2 separate regions of the Homo sapiens genome follow, and region 2 is linked to region 1. Evidence: chromatin loops called from intact Hi-C (ENCODE). Cell type or tissue: PC-3. All regions are shown on one strand. Each heading gives the region's core, and the rest is flanking DNA. Links, peaks and the distances in the headings are about the cores only.

What was found. Peaks named below come from ENCODE experiments on the same cell type or tissue, not always from the same donor. Only the 100,000 strongest peaks of a DNase experiment are listed, where the experiment ranks them.
Region 2: it touches region 1 in a loop (3-fold over the local background); 8 of 110 quality-filtered maps call a loop at or near these places.

Annotation. Positions count from the first base shown.
Region 1 is chr5:111,540,702-111,556,677 of GRCh38, reverse strand. The region is part of intron 1 of STARD4-AS1 (STARD4 antisense RNA 1); the gene reads right to left. Among named protein-coding and RNA genes, the nearest start is that of STARD4, 36 kb to the right of the region's middle. RefSeq lists an enhancer at 6,166-6,245. In PC-3, for the core only: a CTCF peak has its summit at 5,967 (motif pointing left); a DNase peak (open chromatin) is centred at 5,877; H3K27ac peaks cover 1,253 bases.
Region 2 is chr5:112,003,555-112,019,530 of GRCh38, reverse strand. NREP-AS1 (NREP antisense RNA 1) reads right to left here. Exons shown (of 4, transcript NR_046678.1): 4 at 2,225-2,391. Among named protein-coding and RNA genes, the nearest start is that of NREP-AS1, 99 kb to the right of the region's middle. In PC-3, for the core only: no CTCF peak of the experiment used is centred there; no DNase peak of the experiment used is centred there; H3K27ac peaks cover 459 bases.

The sequences.
Region 1 (15,976 bases), core at 2,750-10,749:
AAGATAGAGTAATAAAAACAGTGCGGAACTGGCATAAAGAAAAACATATAGACCAATAAAATAGAATAGAAGGTCCAGAAAAACCCTCACATATACGGTCAAATGATTTTTGAAAGGGTGCCAAGGCCATTCAATGCAGAAAGGACAGTCTTTCGACAAAGGGAGCTGGGAAATTGGATATCCACATGCAAGAGAAAAGCTGGACCCTTACCTGACACTAGCTACAAATTTAACTCAAAGTAGAAAGGTGGTTACCAGAGGCTGAAAGCGAGGGGAGGAAATAGAAAACGGGGAGATGTTGATCAAAGGGTACAAAGTTTCAGTTAGACTGGAGGAATAAGTTTTAATGATTCATAATTGTACTGCCTGTTAATAATAATGTGTTATATATTCCAAAGTTGCCAAAATAATATAATTTTAATGTCCTCACCCCAAAGATAAGTTCATAAGGTGATAAATATGTCAGTTAGCTCCAGTGAATCTTTCTACAATGTATACGTAAATCAAAACATCACATTCTACCTAATTAATATACACAATAATTTGTCACTTAAAAATAAATTAATTTTTTTAGAAAGTTAAAAAGAATCCTCAAAATATGTCAAAGACCTAAATATAAGACCTAAACTATAACACACTTAGAAGAAAACATAGGGGGATAATGGCATGGCATTGGATTTGGCAATGATTTCTTAGATATTTTAGGTTGGTGCAAAAGTAATTGCGGTTTTTGCCATTAAAAGTAATGACAAAAACCTCAATTACTTTTTCACCAACCTAATAATACCAGAGACACAAACACAAAAGAGAAAATTAGACTTCATAAAAATTCTTTAAAAATGTGCATCAAAAGGTATCAGTAGAGTAAAAAGGTAACACACAGAATGGAGAAAAAAATCTGCAAATCATACATCCAGTATGGGATTAACAAATATATTGAGAACTCCTACAGCTCCAACAATATAAACAACCCCATTCAAAAATGGGCAAAGGATTTGAATAGACATTTCTCCAAAGAGGATATACAAACTACTAATGGGTACATGAAAAGATGCTCGACATCACCAATCATTAAGGAAATGCAATTCAAAATTACCATGAGATACCACCACACACCCTTTAGGGTGGCGACTACCAAAAACAAACTAACTTCAGAAAATAAGAAGTGTTTGGCAAAGATGTACAGAAATCGGAAGCTTTGTGCCCTGTTGATGGGAATGTAAAATATGCCAGCCATGATAGAAAACAGTGTAGTGGCTCGAAAATTAAAAATAGAATTACCATCTGATCCAGCAATTCTACTTCTGGGTATATACTCAAAAGAACTGAAAGCAGCTGCAGCAATTAAAAAGAATAAGTTCATGTCCTTTGCAGGGACATGGATGAAGCTGGAAACCATCATTCTCAGCAAACTAACACAGGAACAGAAAACCAAACACCGCATGTTCTCACTCATAAGCGGAAGTTGAACAATGAGAACACATGGACACAGAGAGGGGAACATCACACACTGAGGCCTGTTGGGGGGTATAGGGCAAGGAGAGAGAGAGCATTAGGACAAATACCTAATGCATGCAGGGCTTACAACCTAGTTGACGGGTTGATAGGCGCAGCAAACCACCATGGCACATGTAAACCTATGTAACGAACCTAGACGTCCTGCACATGTATCCCATAACTTTAAAAAAAAAAAAAAAAAGGAAAAGAAAAGAAAAAAAGAGGAAGAATTGAAAGCAGTATCTTGAAGAGACATTTTTTTACCTATGTTCCTAGCAATCTTATTCACAATAGTTAAAATGTGGAAGCAATCCAAGTGTCCATCAATGGTATGAATGGATAACCAAACAGTGGTATATACATACAATGAAATATTATTCAGCCTTAAAAAGCAAAGAAATTCTTACACATGCTACAACACAGATGAAACTTGAGGACACTATGCTAAGTGAAATAAGCCAGTCGCAAAAGACAAATACTGTATGATTCCACTTATATGAGCAACTTAGAACAGTCAAAATCATAGAGACAAAGTAGAAAAGTGGTTGTTAGGGAATGGGAATGTATCAATCCATTCTAACACTGCTATAAAGAACTACTTGAGACTGGTTAATTTACAAGGAAAAGAGGTTTAATTAACTCGCAGTTCTGCAGTTACAGAAGGCATGGCTGGGAAGGCCTCAGGAAACTTACGATCATGGTAGAAAGTGAAGGGCAAGCAAGGCATGTCTTCACATGACCAGCAGGAGAAAGAGCAAAGGCGGAAGTGCTACACACTTTTAACAACCAGATCTCGTAAGAACTCACTCACTATCACAAGAACAGCAAGAAGGAAATCCACCTTCGTGATCCGATCGCCTCCCACCAGGTCCCTCCCCCAGTACTGGGGATTACAATTCAACATGAGATTTGAGTGGGTACACACAGCCAAACCATATCAGGGAGAGAGGAGTATGGAGAGTTATTGCTAAATAAACACAGAGTTTCAGTTTTACATGATCAAAAGACTTATGGAGATAGATCATGGTGGTGGTTGCTCAACACAATGAATGCATTTAACACCATTGAACTGTACAGTGAGATTTCAAACTTTCTTCAGCTATGAGAAGATCTGGCAGCACTGGGCCCTCCTGATAGCAAATGAAAAAACACTCCCTTTAGATGGGGTCAGCACTCTCTGGACTGATGTAATGCTTATGTCATTTGTGTTTCCACAGCAGTGGAAAATCAGTGCCCATTGTCTTCCATCCTCTTTCATTCAGCTCACTTCATTCATTTTCCTTCTCTGTCTTCTCCCCGTAACCACTTGAATTTGCAAGGTTCCTCTGCACTAAATTGTTTTTAACCACTGTTTAATCTTGTTTTGCTTTATTCAAATTTAATCACATCTTAAAACATCCTCTTGTCTTCATTTTATTTATTTTTTATTTTTCTCTTATCTTAACTTTAGGTGTCAAAATCCATCTACTTAGCTCACTGGTTGCTGAGCATCTTCAGGACTTTAAATGGCAACTTCATTTCAAAAGCTCTTAACTGTTTCATTAAAATAATCTATCATGTTAACACTCTTAATTATTCAAATACTTCTAATTCACTGTTCTCTCTCTAACCTTTTTTTGAAGAGAATCTGACTTCTGATTAATATTGCCTCCTTTATTCAGTTTAGCTTAAGTTAGAAAAAGCAAGATGGTAACAGCACCCCTGCCCAGGTTCCTAAACATTGGAGAGCTGCTGATCTTTCAATTAAAACTAAGAGAAGTCTTCGGCAAGTTTGAGGGTCATGTTGGTGTTCCATATTATATAGTAAGTTGGCTCTAGGAAGCAAGAACTGATACCTCCATGTACCAGAAAATTGTCATGAACTTCTCCTTAAATGGGACCCAAGGAACTAACCTGGCACTCATGGAAAGCTAAACCTGGGAGACTAACTGTGCAGCTCAGCAAATTCTCTCCCTGATCCACACTGTAAATATGCAATCAAATCTCTTGACACTGTAAGCTAATGGAGATCAGCTAGTAGAAGGTCTTTGGAGGGCAATCAGGTGGTATTAAAAATATGCTAATGGCAGCTTGTGATCTAGCAGCAGGACCCCAGGATTTGGGGTTGGCATGGTAACTGCCAGCAGATAGTTCACACAGAACAGGAACAACGGAAAGAATTAGAATGAACTGCTTAAATGCAACTGTTAATGAAAAATGTGGAGCACAATCAGAAAGAATGTTTGGTGCCCTCAGTGGCAAAAACAAACAAACCAACAAAAACACATACATACAAAACACAAGACCAAAAAGTGAAGTGAATGCTTTCCATTTTGCTATGGCAATCAAAGGTCATAGGAGCCAGCCATTGGGAAGAATTTAGAATTTAACCTGATGGTTTTATAGAGGACCTGTGACTTTGTTGAAATACAAGTGTTTCATATGTGAATGACAGAAGTGTCATATGTGTATGTGTCTCCTCACCAAGGCTGAAAGAAAAGGTCTGACAGGGAACAGCTTTTAACAATCTACTCTATCAAAGGCAGTACAGATGGTTGTTTTTGCTTTTAGCTTAACTGAATGTCAAATGAAAAAAAAAAAAGGCTTCTTCTCATACATATATCCAACACATAGAAAGAGGTTGAATTGGGGCTTGCACTCAAGTGCACATACATTACTGGGCAAACGTAATGCATGCTTAAGGGTGCGTGCACCCGTGTGCATTCCTGTATTTTAGGTGTGCCCTCTACTTTTTCCCTTCTCTGCCTGAAGCTGGAAATTTCATAGCAACTCAGCCTCTGCCAGTATGGGCTTGAGACCACAAAGAACGAGATTCTTTCCTGTTTTCCCATTGCAAAGCCTAAATGCCATTGTAAATGATTTTTCCTGGCGGGATGTATTAATACAAAAAGACAGGCTAAGTTCACTGTACCCATTAGCCTTGCTAACCCTTGTGGCTGAGGGCAATGATACAGAGTCAAATAATGTGAAGGGAGCTGCTGGAAACAGGCAGCAGTTGGATGACTCCAGGAAAACAAAGGTAATATGTCTGCATCCAGCACAGAGGCTCTCACGTGCCAGAGATGGAAATGAAGCTGTGAAAACAGAAAGTAGGCATGCACATCTCTGGAGGCTAAGGAAAAAAGGAGACAGAGAGGCAGACAGACCATGAATTAAGTGAGCTTGGGAATGCAGAGAAGACAATGGGAAAACTAGTGAAAGCTCAAAGAACAATTTGTATGCAGAGGAGTAGGAGCACGGCAAAGAAGAAATTCAACTCCTTAAGGATCTGTGTTTCGATCCACACTGTCCTTAGCCTAGCCTGAAACCCCTGCTTGGGAAAAAGTTTTGTCGTTTGAAAAATGCCCTTTTAAAATGACTTAGGCATAATTTCCTTCTCTTAGTCACTTCCTTCCTTCGCTTTGATACAACAGTCGCTTAAAGAAAAACCAGGGGAGAAAAGGTGGTGGAAATGCGTACAATTGGAAACAATTGCTATTGTCCTAGACATGTTCAATCTAGCAGAGACTGACAGGTGCTCTGCTGCTCAGAGGATGCAGTTAGATATGCTGTCATAAAATTAACACCTGGGGAACTAAGGTTTTGTGGGAGCAGCATGAAACATATATAATTTGGGACTCTAAGAAAAACAATACAGAATTACAATATGAAATTGTGAGAACATTCTTAGAGAGTTGGAAAGAGCCTAGGGAAGTAAGGGCCTTATCAGTTAATATCCATTATTTATCACATGTTACCATGACAACACCTGCAGGGAGCGGGGAGCACCTTTCCAATAAGGGGCCTTTAGTCAAAGAAAAATACAGGTCCATTTGTTTTTTCAAGACACAGCCTGCTCTTAAAACACCCACAATGTTGTCTGCTCATTAGACTAAATTCTGCATCCTGTACTGCTAATAGCACTTCCTGAGGAAATGGGTGGGAATTCCAAGATAGTATCACTAAGAAACTAAGTGACTTTAATTTCTAAGGGACTTTAGTTTCTAGGCATATTTCTAAGGGATGCCTAAATGACTGTATTATTTCACCTAAAATAATATACAATCTCTTGGTCTTGCAGCAGATCTGATGTTGATGTGTATGGTGTGAAATGAAAGAAGACAAAAGGTTCACCTTGAATCTTTCTAGAGGCCAAAGACAGCAGCTCATTGCTTACTTGTTAAGTACGAACTTAATGAGTACTGTTACAAATAGTGGGAGGCTCCCACAGAATATGACTTAGGAGAAAATAGAGCACTGCTGCTATAAGAGGAGTCTTTTGTTTGTGAAATCACAAGAACACCTGTGATTCAGCTCCCCAGGAACTTCAGTGGGCCAGTGTCCATTACTTTCATCATCAGGGATGTTTTCGTGTTGGGGCCTCTCTCTGAAGGTCCTGGTTTACCCCGAGGGAGCTTAGTGAGTCAGGCGCACAGGATGTGAATGGATGAGCCAGGACTTTCTTCTACCAGGGCGCCCTCTTGTGGGGATCTTATTAATTATCTTGCAAGGAAAGGGACCTTATACCCGGTTGCCTTCACAAGGCACAATTGTGAAGATTCACTTGTCCTATAAAGCCTCAGTCATCAGGCTTCAAATAGATATGCTCTCTCCTCTCTTCTCACTGTGGTTGAACTGGTCTACTTCTCTGTTTTCTTGTGACCAAGGTATGGGCAGCAACATGCCGCATGAAGAGTGCCCTCCTTCTGGTAAGAAGGCACATCACCAGTGACTTGCCCTTGTCCTTCTGTAGCTGTGTGCTTCTAAGCACAGGTAACCTAAAGTTCTCTGTCAGGCAAAATGAGTGTCCTGAGCATACTGCTTGCACCCTACTTGGGCATTCTTCCAAATCTTCCTAAATGTGCAAGACCCAGGCTACCATGCAGTAGTAGCACGATCATAGGTCACTGTAACCTTCAACTCCTGGGCTCAAGCAGTCCTCCTGCCCTAGCCTCCTGAGTAGCCAGAACTGCAGGCACACACCACCATATCCAGCTAATTTTTTTGTAGAGACAAAGTCTTACTATGTAGCACAGGCTGGTCTCAAACTCTGGGCCTCAAGGAATCCTCCTGCCTCAGCCTCCCAAGGCGCTGAGATTACAAGTGTGAGCCACCATACCTGGCTTATGCTTCTTAATTTTCTCCAAATCTTAATCACCCTTTAAGTCTCAACCTGAAAGTCTGGGTACGGTTGCTCTCATCCTCCAAGCAAGAAGTTGATAGATCTCTTTGATGTTTTTTCAGTCTTCTTTTTTGTTTTTTTTGAGATGAAGTCTTGCTCTTGTCCCCTAGGCTGGAGTGCGATGGTGCTATCTCGGCTTACTGCAACCTCTGCCTCCCGGGTTCAAGCGATTCTTCTGCCTCAGCCCCCGAGTAGCTGGGATTATAGGCGCCTGCCACCATGCCTGGCTAGGTTTTGTATTTTTAGTAGAGACGGGGTTTTATCATGTTGGCCAGGCTGGTCTTGAACTCCTGACCTCAGGTGATCCACCCACCTCGGCCTCCCAAAGTACTGGGATTACAGGCGTGAGCCACCGCTCCCGGCCTCTCAGTCTTCTTTTTACTTATCAAAACCTCCCAACAGACCAGGCTTACCAAGGAGAGAAATTGTGTTTGTTTCTGACTATGTTGCTCCGGGTTATGATCCGAGTGCCGGCCTGTTATCTGTCACATAACAGGTGCTAAATAGGCATTGGATGACAAATGACCAGACTCCATTCACTCACATTGCACACGCTCTTCTTAACTGCTAATGCATACACATTTGGTGCAATTCCTTGGCAGTGCTGCACGGCTAACAACTTATTTACAGAGTAAACAACTACCCACACCTCCTGTGTGTCAAACACAGAACTCCCTGGAGTGGAAAAGCAATCGACAAAGAAGATAAAGAGAAGTAGGGTCATAACCAGGAAAAAATGGTGTCTACAATGCCAAAGGAGGAGAGAAATGATCAGATAAAGGTGGCAGATTGCCACCTGCTGAGAGGGCAAAATTCTTAAGGGATTTGCCACTTATGTGGCCATTGTTAGAAACACTATCATGAGCAATTTCAGTTAAGTGCTGAAAATGACTGGCTCTGTGGTCAGAGACATAAACAGTACTATTTTTAATCACTCTTCAAGGTTTCCATGAAGAGTAAGGAAGGAGTATTAGAGGCTGGCACTTTGTGTCCACTACAAGAATGGTCTCTAAGCAGGTGTTAGATTTTATTAAATTGCAATCTTCATGTGGCTCCAGTGACAGGCTCTGATTTGGATGGCCTTCCAGTTGTGACCAATGGAGCTTCACATCCCCCCAAATCACTGGGCCTCCTTTAAACACGTCTCATTTAGCCTCTTTGGCTTCTTATCAGGCTCAAGAAACAATCTAAGATTGCAAGCGAGTGCACTCTGGAGAAGGATAATTGCTGTGAATGACTAAAGAAGGCCTCTCAGCATTAGTGTTATCATGAGCTTGAAAACCTGCAAATCATATGATAATTATTCCTGAAGTTCCTTGGCAGCCCTTAAGTATAATTATCATGTAATCTGCAAGGCTCAGAATGTTTTCAAAACAAGCGTGCATGGAAAAGAAATGGAATGAGCCCCTCCTTTTTTATTAGCATATCCCTGCTCCCAGGTCAAGTGACCAAGGTACGGGCAGCAACATGCCGCATGAAGAGTGTCCTCCTTCTGGTAGGGAAGCACATCACCAGTGACTTGCCCTTGTCCTCCGATCATGACAGCCTTGTTTGCCTGCTGGCATTGAACAGTGATCTGTTCCATGGTGATCTGTGCCTTTGTGCTTTGTTTCCTTTCTGACACTGCAGGTGGGTACTGTATTTCCTAGGTGAGCCATTCAAGTGAGTCCTAAGGATTTTAAGATTAACCCACAGAAAATTAATTTTGTCAGGTGTGGTGCATGGGAGGCTTTTTGGTTAGCTTAGATTGCCAAGTAGAAAGGAGAAAACTCGATGACTCAATAAAGCCTGTTGATTCTGCTCCTTATCCAAGGTGAGGATGTCCCCTATCCTCCTGGAGAACACTGGTGATTACCTGCCTCCTCTGGAGCCAGCACTGCACTGGTGTGAAATGCAACTTGATTTAAGAAAAAAGCAGGCTGGGTAGGGTGGCTCACGCCTGTAATCCCCGCACTTTGGGAGGCTGAGGCGGGTGGATCACCTGAGGTCAGGAGTTCGAGACCAGCCTGACCAATATGGTGAAACCCCGTCTCTACTAAAACTACAAAAATTAACCGGGCATGGTGGTATGTGCTTGTAGTCCCAGCTACTCTGGAGGCTGAGACAGGAGAATCACTTGAACCCAGGAGGTGGAGGTTGCAGTGAGCTGAGATCACACCACTGCGCTCCAGCCTGGACAACAGAGTGAGACTCCATCTCGAAAAAGAAAAAAAGCACAGCAGTTTTACAGCTTAGGGTAGAAGACCAAGAAAATAAAATCATGTAGCTATTTGGGAAACATTAAATAAAAGGTGATTTTCAAATCTTAGCCGATCTCTAGCAGAGAGTGCTTATTTAGCTGCAGTAGTGATGAGCAGCCTTTCCCATGTTGGATGATGGATGGAATCATTGGATTGTGAAGGCCTACAGGATAAAAGCTGTACATTAGTCCTCTTGGTATCACAGGACCCAGGTTCTGACACACAGAGGGCCCTACACGTGACTAAATGAATATGATCCCTTCTCTGTACAAAAGTCTAGTGTTTTTCGAGAATTCCTAACTTGTAGCAATTTGAGGTAGTAGACAAGACAGTGAAATGGGAATAGGGTCTGTATGGAGGCTACAGCCACTGTCCCCATGAATTATCAAATGTGCTCCTGCTCCCACCCTTATCCCTCACCACGTCTGCAACTCTACAGCAACTAACTCTACCCCAGTTAGGGGAGGAAGACCTTTTTCTTCAAATATCTATTCCTCTGGCCAATTGACCAACCTGTCAGGACAGAGCAGGAAGACTCAGTATAAAACAGTGCTTATTCTCACATCTGACACAAAATAGCGAGTAAATTTTTTTTTTTTTTTGAGACGGAGTCTGTCTGTGTTGCCCAGGCTGGAGTGCAGTGGCACCATCTCAGCTCACTGCAAACTCCGCCTTCTGGATTCACACCATTCTCCTGCCTCAGCCTCCTGTGTAGCTGGGACCACAGGCACCCACCACTACGTCTGGCTAATTTTTTTTTTGTATTGTTAGTAGAGATGGGGTTTCACCATGTTAGCCAGGATGGTCTTGATCTTCTGACCTCGTGAACCGCCCGCCTCGGCCTCCCAAAGTGCTGGGATTACAGGCGTGAGCCACTGTGCCCGGCCGTGAGTGAATTTTTTAAAAATAAAATTGTGTGTTTTGGTTTATTTCATAAATATATTTAAAGAAAATTAAGGAAATATAGAAAAGTAGAAAACATTGAAAAAGCTACCCAGCATCATCACTCTAGCCTACCTTTGTTAACGTATTTATCGTATTTCCTTCTCATCTCTTTTCTAAGCAGTATTTGTTTTTGTTTTCCTGTTATTATGGGCATATAGTACATATAATTGCATCTTACTTTAACTTAAGTCATGATTGTTTCCCTGTAACATTATTGTACACTCTTAATAAATATTTTCCATAGCCAAAGGATGATAGAGTCATAATTTACGTACCCATTGCTCTATGGTGGCAACTCAAGATTATTTCAGTTTTCACCATTCACTAATAGTATTGCAAGAAATGTCCTTATGTATACAGCATTTTCTTTCTTTAAAATTATTTTCTTAGAGAAAAATATTATAACATAAGGTTAGGTGAAGAGTTCTTAGGACTGACACCAAGGTGCATCTGTAAAGACAAAAAATTGACAAATTGGACCTCATTACATCAAAAATCTTTTCTCTGCTTAATATGCTGCCAAGAGAATGAAGAAATAAGCTACAGACTTGAAGAATATATTCGCAAATCATCTATCTGACAAAGGCTACGTGCCCAAAATATATGAAGAACTATCAAGACTCATTGATAAGAAAACATACAATCCAATTAAAAAAGGGGCAAAGGACTTGAACAGGCATTTTACCAAAGAGGTTTTAAGGATGGCAAATAAATACATGAAAAGATGTTCAACATCATTGGCCATTAGATAAATTCAAATACAATTAAACATTACTACACACCTTTTGAAATTGCTAAAATTAAAAATGCCAACAATACCAATGCTGGTAAGGAATTAGAACTCTCACACATTCCTGGTAGAAAGGAAAACTGGTAAAGCCACTGGAAAACAGTTTCATAGTTTTCTATAAAGCTAAACACACCCTTGCCACTGATAGCAACCCCACTCCGGGGCATTTATCCTACAATGGGGAGAACTAATATTACACACACACGTGTAAGCCTGTACACATGTGTTCATAGTAGCATTATCTGTGGCCGCCAAAAACCTGAAATTACTCAGTGTCCTTCAATGAGCAAATGGATAAACGAACTATGGTTCGTTCACACAATGGAATACTACTAAGTAGTAAAAAGGAACACACTATACTAAACAACTTAGATAACTTTTAAAAGCATTCTGCTGGGTCAGAAAAGCCAGTCTCAAAGGGTTACATATGTTTCATTTATTTGACATTTTCAAAAGACAAGACTACAAGAATAGAAACCAGATCCGTGGTTGCCAGGGGCTATAAGTAGGGGATGTTACTCTGAAGGGATAGCTTGAGGGAGTTTCTTGGAAGACGGAAAAGTTCGGTATCCCAATGGTGGTGGTGGTTACATGAATCTATATGTATGTTAAATCTCATAGAATTCTACTTCAAAAGAAAAAAAGTGACTTTACTGTATGATCATTAAAACAAATTAAATTCAATTTTAAAAATAAAGATCTTTTTTTAAGTTGCATAAATGAAGCAAACAGCAGTGAAAGGATGAGAGTCCTATGGAGCTTCATTAGCTACTTAGCTCAACCTATGTGGAAACCAAGATGTGATGGGACTTGCCCAGGGTCATGGGCAAGCCTGAGATGAATGAGTAGGAAGAGTTACACCTTCCTGCTTCCGTGTTGTTTCCAGAAAATGCTTGAGTCTCTTCAGCTGAAAGATGTGGTGTGGAAAGTTACAGAATTATTTGCTTCTCATGAATCCAGTCTAGAGAGGATATGGTGGGGACAGGGAAGCAGAGGGGAATTTACATCATGGCACTTGGAAAATTAGCCCCATTCTGCAGAAAATCTTGTTTTAATCAGCCTGAAACTATGCATTCTCTTGACTAATGAGCAAACACAGTTAACTCTGCAGGGTTTCTGATCCCAGTGCTGTGTCAAAAGAAAAAGAAGTTCAGAAAGCCGCTCCTTGGTTGGCCCGTGAAAGCTTCCATAGATAGAGAAAAGACTAACAAATGATAACAAAGGTGTAAGACCTGAAAACCCCATAGAATTGTATAATCATTCCCCAAAATGAGGACTAAAGAAGCAATTCGATCTTTTACATCATTGAATTATCTATTAGTTATATGAAATATATGTCTTTAAATATAGATATTCTTAAGGCAAATTTATTTTTTATCCATTGATAACACTATTTCATGGTTGTTAAATGTTCTATTCAAGGCTGAAGAGAAGGTTTGATATATTTTTCTGTTTAGGATGACAACCAATCATAAAAGATATGCTGGAAAGTTTTAATTCAACTATCATGTATTTCTTAAATGTTGGTTGTATTATTCATTATTCCATTTATTTAATCTAGTTTTTTTTTTTTTTTTTTTTTTTTTTTTGGAGATGGAGTCTCGCTCTATTCCCCAGGCTGGAGTGCAGTGGAGCAGTCTCGGCTCACTGAAAGCTCTGCCTCCCAGGTTCATGCCATTCTCCTGCCTCAGCCTCCCGAGTAGCTGGGACTACAGGCGCCCTCCACCACGCCCGGCTAATTTTTTGTATTTTTACTAGAGATGGGGTTTCACCGTGTTAGCCAGGATGGTCTCGATCTCCTGACCTCGTGATCCGTCTGCCTCGGCCTCCCAGAGTGCTGGGATTACAGGTGTGAGCCACCGCGCCTGGCCTTTTTTCTCTAGTTTTTTTTTTATAGTCTCATAGTCATTGAAAACCTCAGGGTAATAAAGCAGCATAGATATGTTAATAAATAAGACAATTACAATTCTAAATAAATCAACCCAGAAATAAATTTGTAAATACATTACCAGCTTCTTGGATACTGCAATAATGGATCACATATATTGTCAAAATTGTAATTTTAATAAGAAAAATACATATCTAGCTTGGATTTGTGTCAAAAATTCTAAGACACTAACAATCTAAACATGTCTTAATAATCTTTGATATACCTTGAAATATTGAAAATACATTATATGTTTTTCAAATTTAGGGAGGGAGGAAGGCAGGAAGGAAGGAGGGAACAAGGGAGGGAACTCATTGGACATAAAATTCCTACAGCTAGTTTCAAGAATTTGGGTTGAGGTTTCAAGATGTCAAATTAGGGGAAAGGGAGAATAAAATAAAGCAGAAGGAAAGAATTCTCACTATTTAGACTATGTGGTTGTTGAGGAAAGGGGTGGGAAAACTGTTTGAAATTCTGAACTAAAATTCTAGGAGTATTTCCTTAGAACTAATGTTAGTTATGGTGAGCTTAGGTTAGTTCAGGTTTGTCTAACTTCAGGTTCATTGTTGGCTTATGAGGCCTGGAGGGGATGGCCTACAAACCCCAATACCATATGAGTGGTCTATAGTGAAATGTCTCTTGTGCCCAACTTCTTAGTTACAAACAATCCAACTGTTCTTAAGCTGATGACTTGTCTGCGTTCAAAGGGCAGAACTTCTTTGTTTGGAATACGTAGAAACACAGTGAATAACTTCATTTAATGGCCCTATCTATGTATGTCCTCTGTGTTCCTGCTCATCAGGCTATCTCTTCACAATCTTTTCCTATTTCTAAAAGTTAGAGTTTAGTTGGGATGTGGAAAAGTGGTGGCTTATGAATTTATGTTGAAAACCGAGAAAGGAACCATCCAAGTGAGTAGCTGTTCAGAAGGAAGATGTTCCATTTTATAGGCCCTTCCTGGCCATTTTGTGACACCAGAACAATCCTGGAATTTTCATTATGTCCTTTTGGAGTAAAAAGTTCTGTTTGGTAAAGTCTTCCACGGTCAAAAATAAAGGAGTTCATATGGCATACCTCTCAAGGATATTTGCATTTTAAGAGAAAGCAATCCAAAATCTAAAAGAAAAAAAAATCACTGAATGAGAAATTCTGTGTGACTTGTATAGATGTGATGTGTATATCATTCTATATAATATGTATACATATGTATTTTTACATTTACGTGAGAAACATTTCAGAGTGGAACGGCCTTCCTGGAGTCCATTAAATGGTACCACCGAGATCTTTCATAGGGCTGTCTTAAGGCTCAATAATGGCCAGAATTTCCTCTTGGGTTTTGGGTCCTGCTCCATTAATGTATTTCCTGGAGGGTTTGGGATGTCTCCTGGCTATCTAGCTCCTCTCATTCAATAACACCAATAATGTTAATGTCTTTCATGGGTGAGACCATGTTTTGTTAATCTCTGTGTTCCTGGCATCTGATACAAGACATGGTGCTGAGGAGATGCATCACACAAGATGCAGAGTGAATAAATGAATGAAAGCTCACCAAGACTGCACTGTAAGACCCACAGCAATGAGGATCTATATGTTTTGGTAGGCAGGAGTCTTACATTTACCACTACTTCTCTTTAATAAGTGTTTAAGATTACTTACAGTGGGTAAAAACCACATGCATATGTACAGTCCACTAAAGAAATAGGAAAAAATGGGAGAAGTCATTCAAGGAAAGCTTAATAAGGATGGCACTGCATTCATTCATTCAATCATGCTTTGATTTATATGCTTTGCAAAATTATCAATGCATAACAGCAGTTCTTCTTATACTCTGCCATGGAGAACATTGCGGTAGGATCCAAAGCAGAGTGGATGGGCATTTTTCTGGAGTTCACAAATCTAGTTGATATATGTAATGGCTGCCAAGTCAAGAGCCTGAGATGACATAATCAACAGGTACTGTATGTAGCAACATAAAAGAGCCTAACAGTGTTCTGTGTCTATCAATGACTTCAAAGTTTGTTCTTAGGACTTCAAGGAGTATTTTCCCTCTGCCCTTCTAATGTGATTTAGCTTTTTATTTCCTTTAAGTTTTAGAAAGGTCTGAAAATGATTTCGATTCCAGAGCAATGGCATGATATTAAGAACCTTAAACAGGAAAACAAGAGAAAGAGACAGACAGGCAGAGAGAGACTTTTTTTGGCTGGTACACGATATACTTTTGCAGAACTGTGCCAAACCCATTACTCATTGCCTTCACTGATCTGCTTAAAAGAGAAGTAGAATCATAACAGTTTTGTCCATTTTGCTCTTTACCACATATAAATGGAGCCAGAGAAAATCTCTAAGAGGAGGGATAGGAATTATTTTGTTTGCTTGCTACCTTGTGGTTATGCCTACATTACCTCAATATTTGATTTGCAGAAGTAACAGGAAAATGTGATAATTTCTCAATTGCAAAATCAATTCAGAGAAGTATTTCAGGAGAAGTAGTTAGCTTTGTTGTAGGAAAAGATGTTTTCCTACAAAGTTGGGGTTTGGTGTTGGAGGAAAACAATTGCAATTGAGTTGTACATATCTCAAACCTGACTGTAGTCTGACTTGTGTGTAGAGTCTACTTGAGTGAATGTCAAGTGGTAACTAGCAATAACTGTTCAATGAATGATTGCATCGTGTTTTTCACCCATAAAAACATGGACCATGCCTACAAATACTTAAGCATTTAATTAAGGATGAAGTTGATACTTCAGCTCAATAAAAAGAAGAATTTTCTCAAATTAATTTCACTCAAAAATGGAAGAGGAAAATTATTTTTTAAAAGAATGAATGATCTTGTAGAATATTTACTCTCCAATTCTGTATGCAAGCAGAGTCAGAAAAATTATTGATAAGGAATCTAGTAGAGGGCATAAATATACAACATTTAAGATTACTTACAACTCATTCAACTTACAGCATAATTCGATTGTTCTGTGGTAAATATGTTGCTTCATATTAAAGATTGTTCAAAGCATTAATCTCCTTTTTTCCTTTTTTAAACATCTTTTATTTTAGGTTCAGGGGTACAAGTGCAGGTTTCATATACAGGTCAACTCGTGTAACAGGGTTTTTTGGTACAGATTATCTCATCACCCAGGTACCAAGCCTGGTACCCAATAGTTATTTTTTTCTGCTCTTCTCTCTCCTCCCACTCTACACCCTCAGGTAGGTCCTAGTATCTGCTATTCTCCTCTTTGTGCCCATGTGTTCTCATCATTTAGCTTCTACTTAAAAGTGAGAACATGCGGTATTTGGTTTTCTGTTTCTGTGTTCGTTTGCTACGGATAATGATCTCTAGCTCCATCCATGTCCCTGCAAAGGACGTGACCTCGTTCTTTTTATGGCTGCATACCGCTCCATGGTGTATACGTGCCTCATTT
Region 2 (15,976 bases), core at 2,760-10,759, 460 kb before region 1:
AAAGATCTCCATGTCCTAATCCCTGCAACCTCTGAATGTGATAACTTATATGGCAAAGAGGATTTTTGCAGGTGTGATAATTAAGATTTTTGACATGGGAGATTATCCTGGATTATCTGGATGAGGCTGATGTAGCCGCAAGGGTCCTTTTATGGGAGAAGGCAATACGACAATGAAAGCAGAGATTGCTGCAATACAGCTAAGAGCCATGGAGTGCTGAAGCTTCTGGAGCTGGAAGATCAAGGAACAGATTGTCCCCTGCTGCTTCCAGAAGGAACCAACCCTGCTGACACCTGAATTTTAGCCCCTTAAGACTAATTGTGGATTTCTGACCTCCAGATCTGTGACAGAATACATTTACATTGTTTTAAACCACCAAATTTGTCATAATTGCTTACAGTTCAATAGCAAATGTATAGTCTGCAATGGGGAATTTTCCCCTCATTAAATCTCACTTGCACCTTGAAACTCTCTTAACTTCCTCTCCTGAAACCACAGGGAGAAAATTCTCTGCTTTTAAAGGGCTTATGTTATTAAGCCTGGCTCACTTATAGTTGAGTGCTAACTTAAGGTCAACCGATTTGGGTCTGTAATTATGATACAAGTACAAAATTCGTTCACAGAGGCACTAGTATTTGATTGAATAACTGGGAGAAGATGTATGTATACAAGATGCCAGAAATCTTGGGGGGCTGTCTTAGAATTTTGCCTACCACAAAGATGGAAAACTTTTAAGGTGTCTTGGGAGTCATTTAAACTTTAAAATAATTTAGACTTGAAATTTACTTGGTCTTATGGTTATTAGAGATTAAAAATTTTCTAGTTTTTTGATTTATTTAGGAGTTCCACTGCAATTCTGAATTAACATAGGAACATATTATATCTATCAATTTTTATGACAGGAAAATTTATAGCCTTCCACAAATACTGTCTTTCTTTGCTTTCTCTAAGTTTTCTTCCTGATCACAAGATCTACTGCCTTACAATGCATGAACACACAAGAAATGGTTTTCATAGCTCTACCTTAAGTTAGCCAAAAGACACATGTAGTGGCTTTACTTTGGAGACCTGCCTCTGGGGTTTCTCTTGATTGCCACATCTCCTTTTGTTGTTGTTTAGGGATATATTTTGTTTTTTCACTGTCATTTTTAACTATCAGCCATCTCAAGAAAATAGAATACTATGTCTATTTGGTCACCTGTATTATTCATCTATTGTCAAGCATTACTCCTAACTCTCATAAAGATTAAATTTCTTTTTGTGGACTGTGTTTCTTAATGAACATTGTTTCATTTTCTTCTTTGTGTATTATTTTGAAATATTTTTTTTATTAGTGGCAGAGAGCATCCAATGGGAGTAAAATTTACTTCCATTAGAAGCTCTGTTATAGTTTGTAAACACTGTTTATCTAATAAACCAGCATTTTGTTAGGAAAAGATCCTGGATCTCAATAAAAAATTAAAACTGAGTTATGTTTCTTTAAGAGGCTCACTTGAAAAAAAATAAACACCTTCTTAATATTCACTGTGAGAACCAAGTGTAGTGTTTTTAATTTTCCAGCTAGACCAATGGAGGGACACAGGTTAAAAGAATAACATCATAAGGTTTCTGAATGTGCCAAATGCTTTCCCTACAAACGTCTTGGCTATTCTGTAAAGAAAATCTCACAAGAAAGATGACACTGCTTTACAAGCCCTGCCTGAGATCTGAAAACATGAAAATTAGGCATAGAAATGTCTGAAATGGAAGAATACTGGGAGGATATTTAATTGAATTATATTCTTTCAGTTGTTAAGTCCTTACACACACATTTTCATTTAATGTGAAACCTAATCTTGCTAATTTGCCAAAAGAAAATGTCAGATTAGTGATTAATTTGCTTTCATCAAGATGTTTATTGGAACCTGATTATATTAGCATGTATTCAGCAAATAGTTTTTATATTTCTTAACTTCCAAGTAATACATCCTTGCAGATTTTACCAGTTATACTGCTAATAGATACAAGTTAGGCTACTTAGTTTAAATTTTTATTTTATATAGTTAATCATTTTTAATACTAAATCTATAACTGAGTTGGGAAAATTAATTTATTGATGGTTAGCTTTCTAAGTGTGTTTTAAAAATCATACATTGTGAAATAATTCTGGGGTTTATTTCAGTGTATGGGCTGTATTAATAATAAGCTATTACCAAAATAATGCTCTATAACCTCCAAAACTTCATGATTTACAAAAACATGAATTTATTCCCATGCTCAAGGGTGTACATTTGACTGCAGTTTGATCTAGGCTGGCGGAGTTGGGCAACTCTTCTTCAGCTGTTGTTTGGGGTTACATCTGCTTTACATGTCTTTCACTGTTCTTGGACCAGTACGTCTACTCAGCAGTTCCTGTGTAAAGAGCGAGAACACAAGAGCCAAACTTAACTGTGCAAACAAGTTTAAGGCCTCTATGCCTATCATCCTCTAAGGTTCCATTGGCTAAAGTCAGTATGTGCCGGAACCCCAAATCCATGGGACAGGGAAATACGCCATGCCCACAGAGGGGTGGTGAAGGGTAGGAGGAGTAAGTATTTACTGAACAGTAATCTGGATAATCCAAACTATTTCGTGTGTTTTGTTCTTTATGTTAAACACTGTATAATACCGAAAGGATCCCTTTCTGTGAATTGAGGTGCAGGTAAACGATCTCTTTTTTTAGGCATCTAATAATATTATGGTTAAGTGTTAATTTAAGTGTAAATTTGCCAATCCTTATTTTAGAATCCTGAGATGAATTCTTATGTATTTAAGCAGCTATTTGACTTGTTTTTGGTTATTTTCATTACAGATATATAATCATGTATATTATATACATATATATATGATGGATTGATAAAGCTCACGCATTACTTATTCCTCTTATTTTTCCTCTAAGAGCAAACATAGCACTGGTAGGACAGAATAAGTAGAAGAATGGATGCCCTGTTAAACTGCCTGCTCTTCCAAGGCAGAAGCCATATCTGTCTCTGCTGCTGTGTCTCAGGACCTAGCCCAGTACATTGCTCTGAGTAGGCTGTCAGTGAATACTCAACCAACTGATTACCGACTTGCAAGAGAGTCAACCACTGTGGTGTCTTATTTTATCTTGGCTTCATTTTGCATTAGTACATACAGTACCAGAGAATACAAGTAATATTTTCCTTATTGTGATAAAATACAAATGACATAAAATTTATCGTTTTAACAGTTTTTACTTATTTACTTATTTGCTGTAACACATGCTTCCGCTTTCCTTTTTATAAAACGATAATGTCCAAATGGTACTTTCCCATTTATTCCCATGCTTTTATTACATTCACAACTGTTGTACAATGATTGCCACTATGCAGTTTCAGTAGTTCATCATCACCCCAAATAGAAATCCTGTCCCTATTAAGCAGTTGATCCTCGTCCCTCTTCCTCCAATCCCTTGGCAAACACTAATCTGCTTCTGTCTCTATGGATTTACCCATTCCAGACATTTCATACAAATGGAATCATATAGTATTTGGCTTTTTGTATCTAGCTTATTTAGCATCACGTTTGCAAGGTTTATCCATGCTGTAGCATATTAATACAGTCATCACTTGGTATCTGTGGGGGATTGGTCACAGGACACACCCCCACATACCAAAATTCACGTGTGCTCAAGTCCATTATATACAATGGCACAATATTTGCATATAACTTATGTCTTCCTGTATACTTTAAATCATCTCTAGATTACTTATGATAGCTAATACAATATAAATGCTATGCAAATAGTAGTTAAAATGTATTTTAAGAATGTGTATTATTTTTATTGTTCTTTTATTTTTTCCCTAAATATTTTTGATCTGTGGTTGGTCGTATCTATGGATGTGAAACCTGTGGATACAGAGGGTTGACTGTACTTCGTTTGCATGGCCAAATAATATTCCATTGTATAGATATATCTATGTGTTGGTTGATGGATATTTATGAAAATAATGTTTTATATACATAGTAATTGATTTTAGATATCACATGAGATCTAATACATTAACAGTCTCAGAGGTTTTGTTTGATTCCCTCTGGAGAACACATCAGTGGAGCAGGACTGTTCTATTAAGCTGAGTTGGAAACAGAAAAAAAGAGAACTGGAAGATTTTCTAGCAAAATAATATTAACACAGTGAATGGTGAACTTCCACTGCCCAATTAAACTGTGATAGTGTGATTTATTTTTTAAGCTTCAGTCAAGATTGTTATGATCAGATATCACAATCACTTGACAGCAATTTGGTAGGGAACCAGGAATTGCAGCTGCTTATTTTAATTGTGACTTTACTCATGTATCTTTTACTTATTTGCTGTAACACATGCTTCAGCTTTCCTTTTTATAAAACAATAATATCCAAATGGTACTTTCCCATTTCTTCCCATGCTTTCTGTGCCAATTTTATGTGCATTTTCCAACCTCCTTCTGCTCTCCAGAAATGTTTTAAATCTCAGATCATGTGAGATTCTGATTTAAGATTTAAAAATACTTCCCTCCCTGAAGGTTTATTACCCAATTAGTATCTGAAAGGAGCTGCATAACTATTTCATTATCCATAGAGTCCAAGAGGAGTGCAATGGAATTAATTTAAAAGCTTGGAAAATAAGATATATGAGTAAAATGAAAGGAATTGGCATTATGTAACCTGGAGAAATGAAGGCTGAAATCTTTAATACATGAAGGACTATAATATAGAGGAGGATGAATGATTTTTCTCTGTCTTCCAAGAGAATAGAATAAGAGAAAATGGATTTAAGCAATAGCAGCCTGGATTTAGATCAGAAATAAAAAAAAGCTTTCTAACTCTAGGGAATGTAAGGTGGTTTATCAGTGTCCTTGTTAAGACCCAGCAAAGATTTAAGGAAAAGAAAGTGGAGGGGAAGAATTGCTTTGACTGTTAACATTGTTTATTAAGAGATGTTTCTAAATACCCTTCCTTGCAAATGTCTACACTATGATAGATTACTACCTGTTTTGGATGATCACAGCCCCTAAGGAAAATAACAGGCACCAGACTCCCATGTTTCTCCTCCATAGAAGTGCCTACTACATTCTTTCCAGGAGGAAACCATTTAATAAAATTTAGTTAAGTGAATAATCCCCTCTTCTTAAAGATGAGACAACTGAAGTAGTGTAATTGTCTACCCTCAGATCAAGCAGCTAGGATTAAATTCACACAGTTATTTAAGACAAAATGTAGATTTGTGGCAGAAAATAGATTTCTACCTGTTTTGGACCTAGAACGCTGGATAACAACCTGGAACTGAAACTTGAGCGGAAGCACTTCCTGCAATGCCCTAGATGCCTGGAGGGTTTATGGATCAACAATTCAGTAACCTTCAATCAGTGAAGTCAGTCAGTAACCTGGTTCTAGTGAGCACGATACATCTAATACAGAGCCATTTATTTTAAAATGATTAAAAATAGTACATTTGGTAATTATTTATTGAGTCCCCACAGTATATGAGGCATTGTGTAAGTCCTAGTGGGAAGCAATTCATAAGATAAGAAAGATGCCTATGGAATAACTTGGAGCTGAACTATCCCTCCTTTGTAAGTCATCCATGCAGTATGAAGGTTAAATGTCAGGGAGAAAGTAAACAGGAAAAAGCCAAAAGCAAGCAGCTTTGTGTTTTCTCTGAAGGTATCAGAGTGCAAGCTCACAGACTTATCTCTCCACCTTTTTGTCCAGCCTAGGTTGACCTGCTCCCCTCAGCACTTCACTGTATTCTACTTCCAGCATGTACTTGTCAGATCCCCAGCTCCTCCTATGCAGACCTATAACCTACATTTTCATTCTCTTGGTGCCTCAGACATCAGGACTTCCATGGTTCTGAAGGGAGGGACAGCAGTTAAAATGGCACTTGAAGGACTACTGTCTTGGTCCAGGGTGGGTTAGTCACTGGCAGGGCACAGACAGGAGCCCTGGGCCTAACTCTGAGGTGTCAGCAAAGAATCTTGTTTTAACTTGTATGAGAGAAATAAAGTAATAAGAATTAAAATTTATCATGGAGTGAGGAAAACTGTCAAGCAGCATTGACAGTAGATGCCGAGAAGTAAAGAGGAAAAAAAATTGTTAAAATATTAGTTACAACAAATATGTAAATTGGCAATTAGGTATAATTGCTATGTACCACAACAATGATCATCATTAAATGTCAGATTCATTTAGCATATAGTTAATTTCATTGCAATATAACCTATTCCTTTGCTCATTTTTCAAAATTATTTGCTTTTGTGCCTGGTTGTCTGTTCGGGGCATATAACACAATATAGGGAACAACACCCATTTATAGAATAAAATATCCATCTCTATAATTAGTCCTGACATTGGGTTGCTGTTTCATAGATAATGCTGGTTAAAAAAAGATTGTTATGTTGAAATAGATAATATTTCAATGATATTTCTAACCTGAAACAATTGGCATATTGTTTTAGTTGCCTTAGCTGCCTTCCCTAAAGAAAACATATTTATTTTCAGGGCTAGCTGCTGTTGGCATAATAATAAATTGTTCTTAATATTAAGTTGAGAAGAAATTTAATCAGTAAGACTGTTTTAAATTTGGCAATTTTAGGATTTCTAGTTTCTACCTCCTGCTTCTTTAGCAAAAATTGAACAGAGAATTCAGTTTTCTGTTCATGAGATACTTTACTCAAGCATTGCCTAAAAAAAATTTTTTTTAGATAAGATTTAACCAGAAGATAATCAAAAGTAGTTTTTCTCTTGGCCATGTCTCATCCTTGGTTGGGCATTGCTTTTAACCTTGATGAAAGTAGTATTAAGTCTGTATTTTGATTTTAAGATTGAAAAGTTAATGTAGGCACTAAGGAAGTCAACTAAAACAAAACTTGGGAATAAACTTTTACAATTATGAGAAAAAAGGCAATTAGTTCCTTGATATCAGATAGGCCCTGGGCTGACCCATTTAATGAAATTTCTTTAACCCTCTATTGTCTATTATATGGGTTGAGCTGTAATTCTTTGTCATCAATTTGATGTTTGTTTGGTTTTTTTCTTTTCCCTTGAAGGAATTATCCCAGATTCTTGGCAGCCTTCCTAAACTGCAGTGGAACCAAGGACTTTGTGTATTTGAATTTTTAATTGTAAACATTGTGACAAGCATTTGCAAACTGGGAGTTGGCAGAGTTGGTGTGATGTCATAGAAAATAATTTCCTTTGTTTTATTTAAAAAAGGTTTCCAAGTTTCCCCAAGTAAGTCTGGCTTTTATCTCAAGCTATGAGAGAGCCGTTTACCAGATGTCAGAATCAAGACATTGTCTTTGATTTCTAAGGACTTTACCCTGGGTGACCTGGATTATTCCTCTCTGTGAATTGAATGCAAACCTCTTAAATATCACTCCATTTCTCCAGGGCACTGCACTGACTCCTTCTTCCATTTATCTTGCCCTATTTATCTTCAACCTTTGTCTTAGGCAATACTTTCTCCCTCTCAATTCCCTTAGCACAAAAGTGATTCTCAAACACTGTCATATCCTTCAAATATTTTCAGAAAGAGATATTGATCCCCAGCCTGATTTCATCCTTTAGAAACATGCAAGTTACAGATTCATAAGTCTGATGTCAGTTAGTGGCAAAATCCTGTACCAGATTATTAAACAAGTGGTTTGTTAGCACTTAGGATAAAATTCAGTGACGAATTATAAGGGTCTGTCTAAATTTTCTAGGAACAAATGGCAAACCAATTTCTCCTTTAAATAGGTTCCCTGATTGGGAAGTCTGAGAAACTAGATAGGGCGTTTTGATTCTGGCAAGGCATTTGAAGTACTTGCTTGAGATGGCTTCATGGACAAGATGGAGAAAAACAGATCGGTGTGAAACGGGATGTCTGGTAGGACAGTTGTAGCTACTCAGTAAAATTATATAATTTAGGAGGTGGTCTTTAGGGGTATGTCACAAGCTTCTAGTCTTACCCCAACCCTAGTAACCATTTTGATTCATACTTTGGATGGACCGTGGAAAGCCCTTTTTCATTCTCTTGTTGACTAAGTCCTATTTGATCTTCAAAACCCCATTCCAGTGTCCCCTCTTAATGGAAGTCTTCTGTCACCCTCAAGTCTGATTTAGAGGTCTTTGCTCTGTACTCCTAGAGAGTTTTTCATGGTGCTTACCACACTGTACTGTGGTTCCTCATTTACCTGTTTTCTTTGCTAGACTATAATGTCCTTGAGGTCAAGTTTTATTTAACTTTATATCCCACAGCATCTGGCACTTAGTATCCATCAGTAAAATTTTGTTGAATAGGTGAATGGATGAGTGGATTAATGCTATATTTATCATTATTTTTACATGACACAAAAATACATAACGTGACAAATAACAAAATTAAGATTCTGAGAGAATAAGTGCTTTAAAAAATGGGTCCAATTAAAAAGATTAGTATATCTCCTTCATTGATCCTACCATCTTTTATTGTCTCTTATCCCCTTGCTATTCCATCACTTGTTCACCAAGCTTAATTTCATGCTTTATCCTTATAATCACTGTTTTGTGCCTCTCTGGATTTGTCTTTGACACATGTATAACTCTGGATAAATACAATTCTTTACTTACATCATGGATAAACATGGCTGGGGATAAGCCCACCACCATGCTGACTTGCCGCACTTTCAATTCATGACCGCCCACATGAAGTGGGCTCCTAGCACAGCCAGCAATCATTGTCTACATCCCTAATCCATTTTCTCACCAACTCACTCAGATGGCCATTTTAGACTTTTCCCTGTCTCTCCAAATGCTATCACCACCTCCTCATTCTTGCTCTCAGGAGACGACCATTCTTCCTGTTCACTGAAGTAATGTAAGCAATCTGATGAGAATTTCCACATCATCAACACTTCCTGTGCACCCACATACTTTGCCTTCCTTCATTTTTTAGAGAGATGAATTGTCTTTTGACCCAGCACATAGCCACCATTATATACTGGATCCCACTTCTCTCATTTTCACAAGAATATCATCCCAGCAATTACAGCATTCCTTACAGTCATGTTTTTTCCTCTCTACTGTGTCATATTCATAAGCATATAAGCATGCTAATATTTCCATGGATTCATAAAAAGTTTACAACATCAAAGAGCCTCATTAGAATCATTTTCTAATGATTCTTTATAATCAGCACCACATTGTCCATTTTGTCGTCACCTGCCTGTCATTTGCAGCCTTGGAGATCACACCATCTCTTAGCACAGCATATTGTAACAAACTGATCTTCTCCTATTATGTGGTGTGACTAAACATGTCTAATCATAAAAAGCCTTCTTTTAAAAAACGAAAAATAAGTGATTCGAATGCTTATAGTATTTAAACTCTCAGATAAATTATCTTCTGTTGTACCATAAACAGTTGTTATGAGGAATTTAAGAAAGTGTAATGTATATAAAGAACTTAGCACAATACATGGCATAGAACAATTGCTTAATAAATGATTTCCATTATTATTGTATAATAAATTAATATATATTTAGAAAATTGTGAAGAGATTCAGTATTATGTAAATAATTTTGCTTAGCTTAAAGAGAATACTCATAAGCAAGTGAGATCTGTGTCCTCAGACATGAAAAGCTCTTATAAGGAAAGGGACCTATAGTTTATGTGGAGTATCATCATGCCCAAAAAGGACAGAATCACCGTTTTAATATATAGACAAAATTCCTAGATGTGTGACCCTGTCAGTAGTGCTCTGGCCTGCCTTAAGAGGAGGTGAGGTCTCTGTGCCTGCAAGTATTCAAATGCAGAGGGTACTTATCTGTCACAGATACATCTGAAGAATGCTTTTACAGGTTGGGAGGCTTGGGCAGATGACAATAATGTTCCTTGCTCCACGAGTACACGTTCATATATATATTATATGTATTATTTATATATTATGTTATTTATTATATATTATTTGTATATATTTATTTATATACATGTATCCGTATTTCCATTAGAACTGTTCCCATATGTTGTCCATATTAGCTGATAAGTTCCTAGGTAGCAAGAGCCATGTCAGTTTTAACTGTTTTTTTTCAGTCTCTAACCAAGTGCTAAGAATATTGTAGATACTTGGTATTAGGATTAGACAAGCTAATTGAATATTTTTCTTTCCATTGAAGGAGATTGAGAGTTTCCATCCATTCCTGGAAATAATTAAATTAGGATTAATGATTATCTATACAGAGAATCTATACTGCATGGCTTGATGTTAGACAAGGTGAGAGATTTTTTTGCTTATTCAGCCTGTCACTTTCAAATCAGTCAATAAACATTAAGCGCTTCTTACTTTGCATTAATTATACTTGATGTTAGGGAATCAAAGATTATAAAGAACTTTTCAGCTCTATTAATGTGATTTGTATTTATGCTGAAAGACTATTTAGATGTGAAAAATATTTAGATGTGAGAGATATGTGGGGAAGGTTTAGCCTACTTGATGAGGAAACTATACTAAAAAGTTTTATTTTGAATATACTTATGTAAAAATTCATGGTTGTATTAGATGCAGTTATTGTAGTTTGATAGAAAACCCAATCTAGGGCTGGGCGCAGTGGCTCACACCCCTAATCCCAGCACTTTGGGAGGCCGAGGTGGGCGGATCACCTGAGGTCAGGAGTTTAAGACCAGCCTGGCCAACATGGTGACACTGTCTCTAGTAAAAATACTAAAAAAAAAAAAAAAAAAAAAAAAAAAAAAAAGCTGGGCTACTTGGGAGGCTGAGGCAGGAGAAGCACTTGAACCCGGAGGCAGAGGTTGCAGTGAGCCGAGATCACACCATTGCACTCCAGCCTGGGCGACAGAGCAAGACTGTGTCTCAAAAGAAAAAAAAAAAGAAAAGAAAAGAAAACCTAATCTAAACTAGCTTAAGCAAGAAAGGGAACTCATTGGATCATGTTTCTGAAGTCTAGGGTATTTCTTGTTTTTAGCACTGCCAGATCCAGTTGACAGATATAATGAGAATGAAATCACCCTTTTTATCTTGGTGCTACATCCCTTCAGAATTTGGCTTCCTTCTCAGGTGAGCTTTCTCCTTGGGCTGTCCCCTAGCAGCGCAGACTTGTGTCTTCCCAAATTCAAGCACAACAGAAAGGAAAGAAATTCTCACTTAGTGTCTATAGCCAAAGGTCTGGAACCATCTCTGATGTGGTCATGCGCTCTTTGCTTAATGAATTGTTGTGCTTGCGGATAGGGAAATGATGTTCTGATTGACTCTTAAAGATCAAATGTTCACCCCTAGACCTAGGGATGGAATTGATTGTATCTGAACCACTTGGTTTGAGAGTTGGCAAAAGTATCATCTGGGCCGTGTTATTCAAGGAAGAGGGAATAACCAGTGAGCAGCCTCACAAGTATCCACAGCAAAGATCCCTGTGTGAGGCGTAGAACTGTTAGAAACTGCTGGAGTTGGTAATAGGGAAAAGAACATTGGTGATCAGATAGTCTATTTAGAAATATGGTTTACTGTGTTTTCTCTAATTGTATTATGAGACAGTTCCTTTTTTCAGTATTACAGAGCAAATATACTGTTAATTCATATAATAAGGTATTATCTGGTTTGCAACCTATTTATATTGACCCAGGGACTCTTTTGAGAAGCTTCAGATAGACAGGAGGGGTTATAATGGAAACACCTCTAAAGAAGAATGTGCCTTTAAAGACTTTTAGTTTCTTTGTGTTGCTAAATGTGTAACTACCCATGAATGTGCATTACAGATAATAAATGTTCCAGGTTTTATAGCATCTATTGCTTTAAGCTTCCCTCATGAAACTGCCAAGTCCTTCCTCTTTATTAAAAAACAACTGCAACAAGGGCAGCAGCAAACAGCTAAATGCTCCGATGCTATCCTTAAAGACATATTGTGAAGAAGAATATTAATTTATTTTCAGAGGGGAAAATACATATAATTTTAATTCTATATTATATAAGAATTCCATGGATGCATTACAGGTACCTTCACTCTGCCAGATGCTGTGAATTTATAAATTCATGTAATTATTACAAAGCCCAGCAAGGCAGATCTTATCTCCATTTTTCACATTTCTCAAATGTCTGATTACCCTTGCCTATCTATTTATATTTCAAAGAGAAGCAGTAAAATACTGATTGGAATCAGTGTGTTTGGATGGGACATATAGACTGATGGATATTATCAAGATGGCTAGCAGTCTTTTCCCTCCAAATATGAGTTTCTGTTGATTTTTATTCTGGAACGATCCTCAGAAAAAGGATTTTCCAACTTCCTTCCTGTGGGGTGCAGTGATGGCTTTTAGCATATTGACTCTGGGCAGGCAGAGGGGCTTAGGGATTTTATTGTTTTTTTTATGCAGATAAAATTGAATCTCCAGTTTTCAGTAAAGCACTGTGCCCCAGCCTCCTCTGTGCTTGATGTCCCATTCAGGCACTGGGTTAGTAGTTGGGTGAGATGGGAGAGGTATGGTTGCCCAGCTGTAGAGACAGGGACCTGAAGTTTTCACTGCTCCCTATATGGACTTTCAAACTGGCTTAAATAATGACTGCCATCTCCATTTCCTGAGAATTTCCAGGGTTCTGAGGATCAGATTGGCTTGCTTCTCATTGATGTCATGCCAGTAGGTTTTATCTTCCTGATGAGTCATTTACCATTTCCCCATATGCTTTCTGCAATCATATATTTGGCTCAGGGTTATAGAGATCTCCTAGTTGCACAGAAGTTAAAGTTTTTGTTACCCATGTCTTTTGAGAGTGATTTTTAAAAGAAGTGGGCAAAAATGTCTTTACTATCTTGAAATCAGATGTCATCTAACTTATAATTCTCTCTGTCAGTTTCTTCATATGTAAAATGAACTAGTGGCTTCTAAAGATGTAAATTCTACCATCATTATTGTTTTTATACTTCTATAGTGGGGTGTGTGTGTGTGTATTAAGTTACTAGTTTTATTGATGCAGGACAAATTTTTCCTGTAAACGAGGTTTGAAAAATAAAATCTTATATGTTAATTAATTTTATATCATGTATATTAGTACAAGTTCAGATGTATGTGCAATGATGTTATAGGGTGCCCCATATAAAAGTGATTAGTTAATTGAAGCATGTATTTGAAATGGGACATCTTCTAAGCAGACTAAACTAGATATATGAGAAAATGTGATTGTTTACTAACTGCCCTAGTATAAGAGCCCTGTGGCTTTGAAAAAAAGTGACTTTTCAAAATGCAACCAATCTAAACCTTTTATTTTAGGTGACACAACTACTTGATTTTAAAATAGTTAAAAAATACTAACCTTATGTAGGAATGCTAATGCATCTTTCTTTTTGGAGTGAGTCGTTTATTCTATTATGATTCAGATGCTAACTCATGAATTGGAGAAATAATAATTTTTAAAACAATTTTTAAAACTTCTATGCTCTTCCATTGTAAAATCTTAGGATGTAACAGTTCCCCTGGGGGAATTTACTCTTAGAAAGCCAGTTACAAAATAATACAATATAAAATAAATTTCAGTCTGCATTTGGGATTTGCCTATAACACATCAGTCTGATCCATAAGCCAAAAGAAACATTTTTATTTATGCTTCCATTCTCCTTCCCTCTTTTCTCTCTCCATTTCTCCATTTCTCTTCTGAGTGCCTTTAGTTCTGTTTTGTCACTAAGAAAAAATTCTTACATGTTTGACCAAAGGCCAAAGGTGAATGCCAAGTAAATTCAGTCACTTCTTTGAGGATTAATGATGGGATTTCTACCCAGCATGCCCCAGGTTTGCTGTGTCCAAGTTTTGCCAAGATAAATCTCTGGGCAGTCCAGTACTTGTTTGGAAGAGGACTTGAGAAAAGTTTAATCATTTCTGGGGTTGGTTTTTTGACAGGTCAGCAGAAAACTGCTTTATTGAATCCAGCTTAATGTATTTGAGTAAGATTCAGGAAATAAAGAGTATTGGCTTTGGCAGCAGGTTTGGGCAATAGGCAAATGCAGGGCGTTCTCAGGAAAGCCACCAATAAGCATATGTATCTCTCAGGAAACAGAATACCAGGAACCCATAAAGAAGCCAGTTTTCTAGCTGGGTAGACATCAAGTATCAATTGTTCCTAGACACAGTTGGATAGAGAAGGAAAAACTGGGTCCTGGCCTAGGTTCATCATATGACCATGATCTCTAATGACAACAATAGCAGTGTCAGCAAAACCATGGGTTCCCAGAAAACTCTCCTGGTATCTCTAGTGAAGACCTAGGAATAGAAGGATAACTAGAAATCAAATTATTATGAAATAGTGGTGAAGAAATAAAAATGGGAACATCAGGCACAGAATGAATGTACAAAGGAAAGAGGAAGGAAGTGAAAACATCCCAAAAGAGTCCAAAGGGACATGTGTTCCTATATGCCATGTCATCTAAGAAAGATACTGGCTACATATGGTTCTTTTGAAGCCCTAAAGATTTGCATTTCTCAGGAGTGATCAGGCCCTGAGAATCTGACTCATGCTTACCAAAATACTTGCATGACTGAGGTCAACATAAAAATGACAATTTATTAACAAAGGAAAATATAACTACTATGTGGCCTGGGAGTACATGCAAGAGCATGATCACCACAGTCTTTCCCCTGGAGACAAACCTCCGTTAGAGACTTCATCATGGCTAGAAACCATGGGAAAAGTACAATGATTTCAGGGATAAAATCTGTATCATTAGCCTGTTCTTTCCTCAAAGTCAAGCAACTTAGGAATCAGAAGCTGCCTGGTGATCTTGGATGCAGAACAAAGGGTCTTTAAAACCAAAGGTCTAATTGTACCAGTCTAGGGACATGTGATGCCTCTATTTCTTGAGAGGGATGGTTTTTCTGAACAGGCCAGGGTAGTCACAGTCTGATGGAAATGGCTCCCAAGATCCAGTTCTTGCAATACAGCAGCTTTGCAATTAGACCAGAATAAGCATAAGAAATCTCCCTTTTTGATTTACTTGGATTTTCAGGCTTGTTCAAACCTCATTCCTAAATCTACTTTTATTTGATAATGGAGTGCTTCTATGCAAAGGTTTACTTCACAGCTGATGTTCACCACCTGTACTCTCCAGGATCTGTCTAGCTCTTTCATCAACCAAGTAGAGAATCAAAAGACAATGAAATAGAAGTAACCGTGCATATACAGTAGTCCCCCTTTATCTGTGGTTTTGCTTTCCATGGTTTCAGTTACCCACTAAAACAGGTAAACACAGTACAATAAGATATGGGGGGGGTGGTGGTTGGGGAGAAAATGAGACCACATTCACGTAACTTTTATTATAGTATATTGTTATAATTGTCCTATTTTGTTATTAGTCATTGTTGTTAATATCTTACTATTCCTAATTTATAAATTTAACTTAATCAGAGGTATGTATGTATAGGAAAAGAACATAGTATATAGGATGCAGTACTATTTGCAGTTTTAGGCATCCACTGGGAGGTCTGGGAATGTGTCCCCGGCATTTCCAGTCTTCATTGTTGATATGACACTGGTCAGTCCTCAGAGTTGCAGTTTGGCTTTTGGTTAAATATTGTGGTAGGGAGAGATGTTTCAGAGTATATCATTTATTACTTATTTCCATATTCTTTACTCTTTGAATTAGGAAGCCTATATTGGCGGGAGGCTCTGTGATTCAGGGTATCAGTTCTTCAGCTCCTGAGTGTGTTATTACAGATAACCACATAATTGATTCCAGCGGGGCCCACTGATGAGGATGCTAACATTCCATTTTAAACCTGAATCCCCTATGCCCTTAATCTGATTCGTAGACTATAGAGCTATTCCCAGTCCCCAGGAATTAGTGTTAGCTCAAAGCCAGCAAGCAGTAGTACAAAGGGTGTGTTTCACATTCCCCAGTGTAAAATTATTCCATTTAATGCTGTAGGTGCCTGTGTAGATGGACAATATAAATAGAGAACATTTTTTGAGCACTTACTATGTGTCAGGCACTATTCAAATAC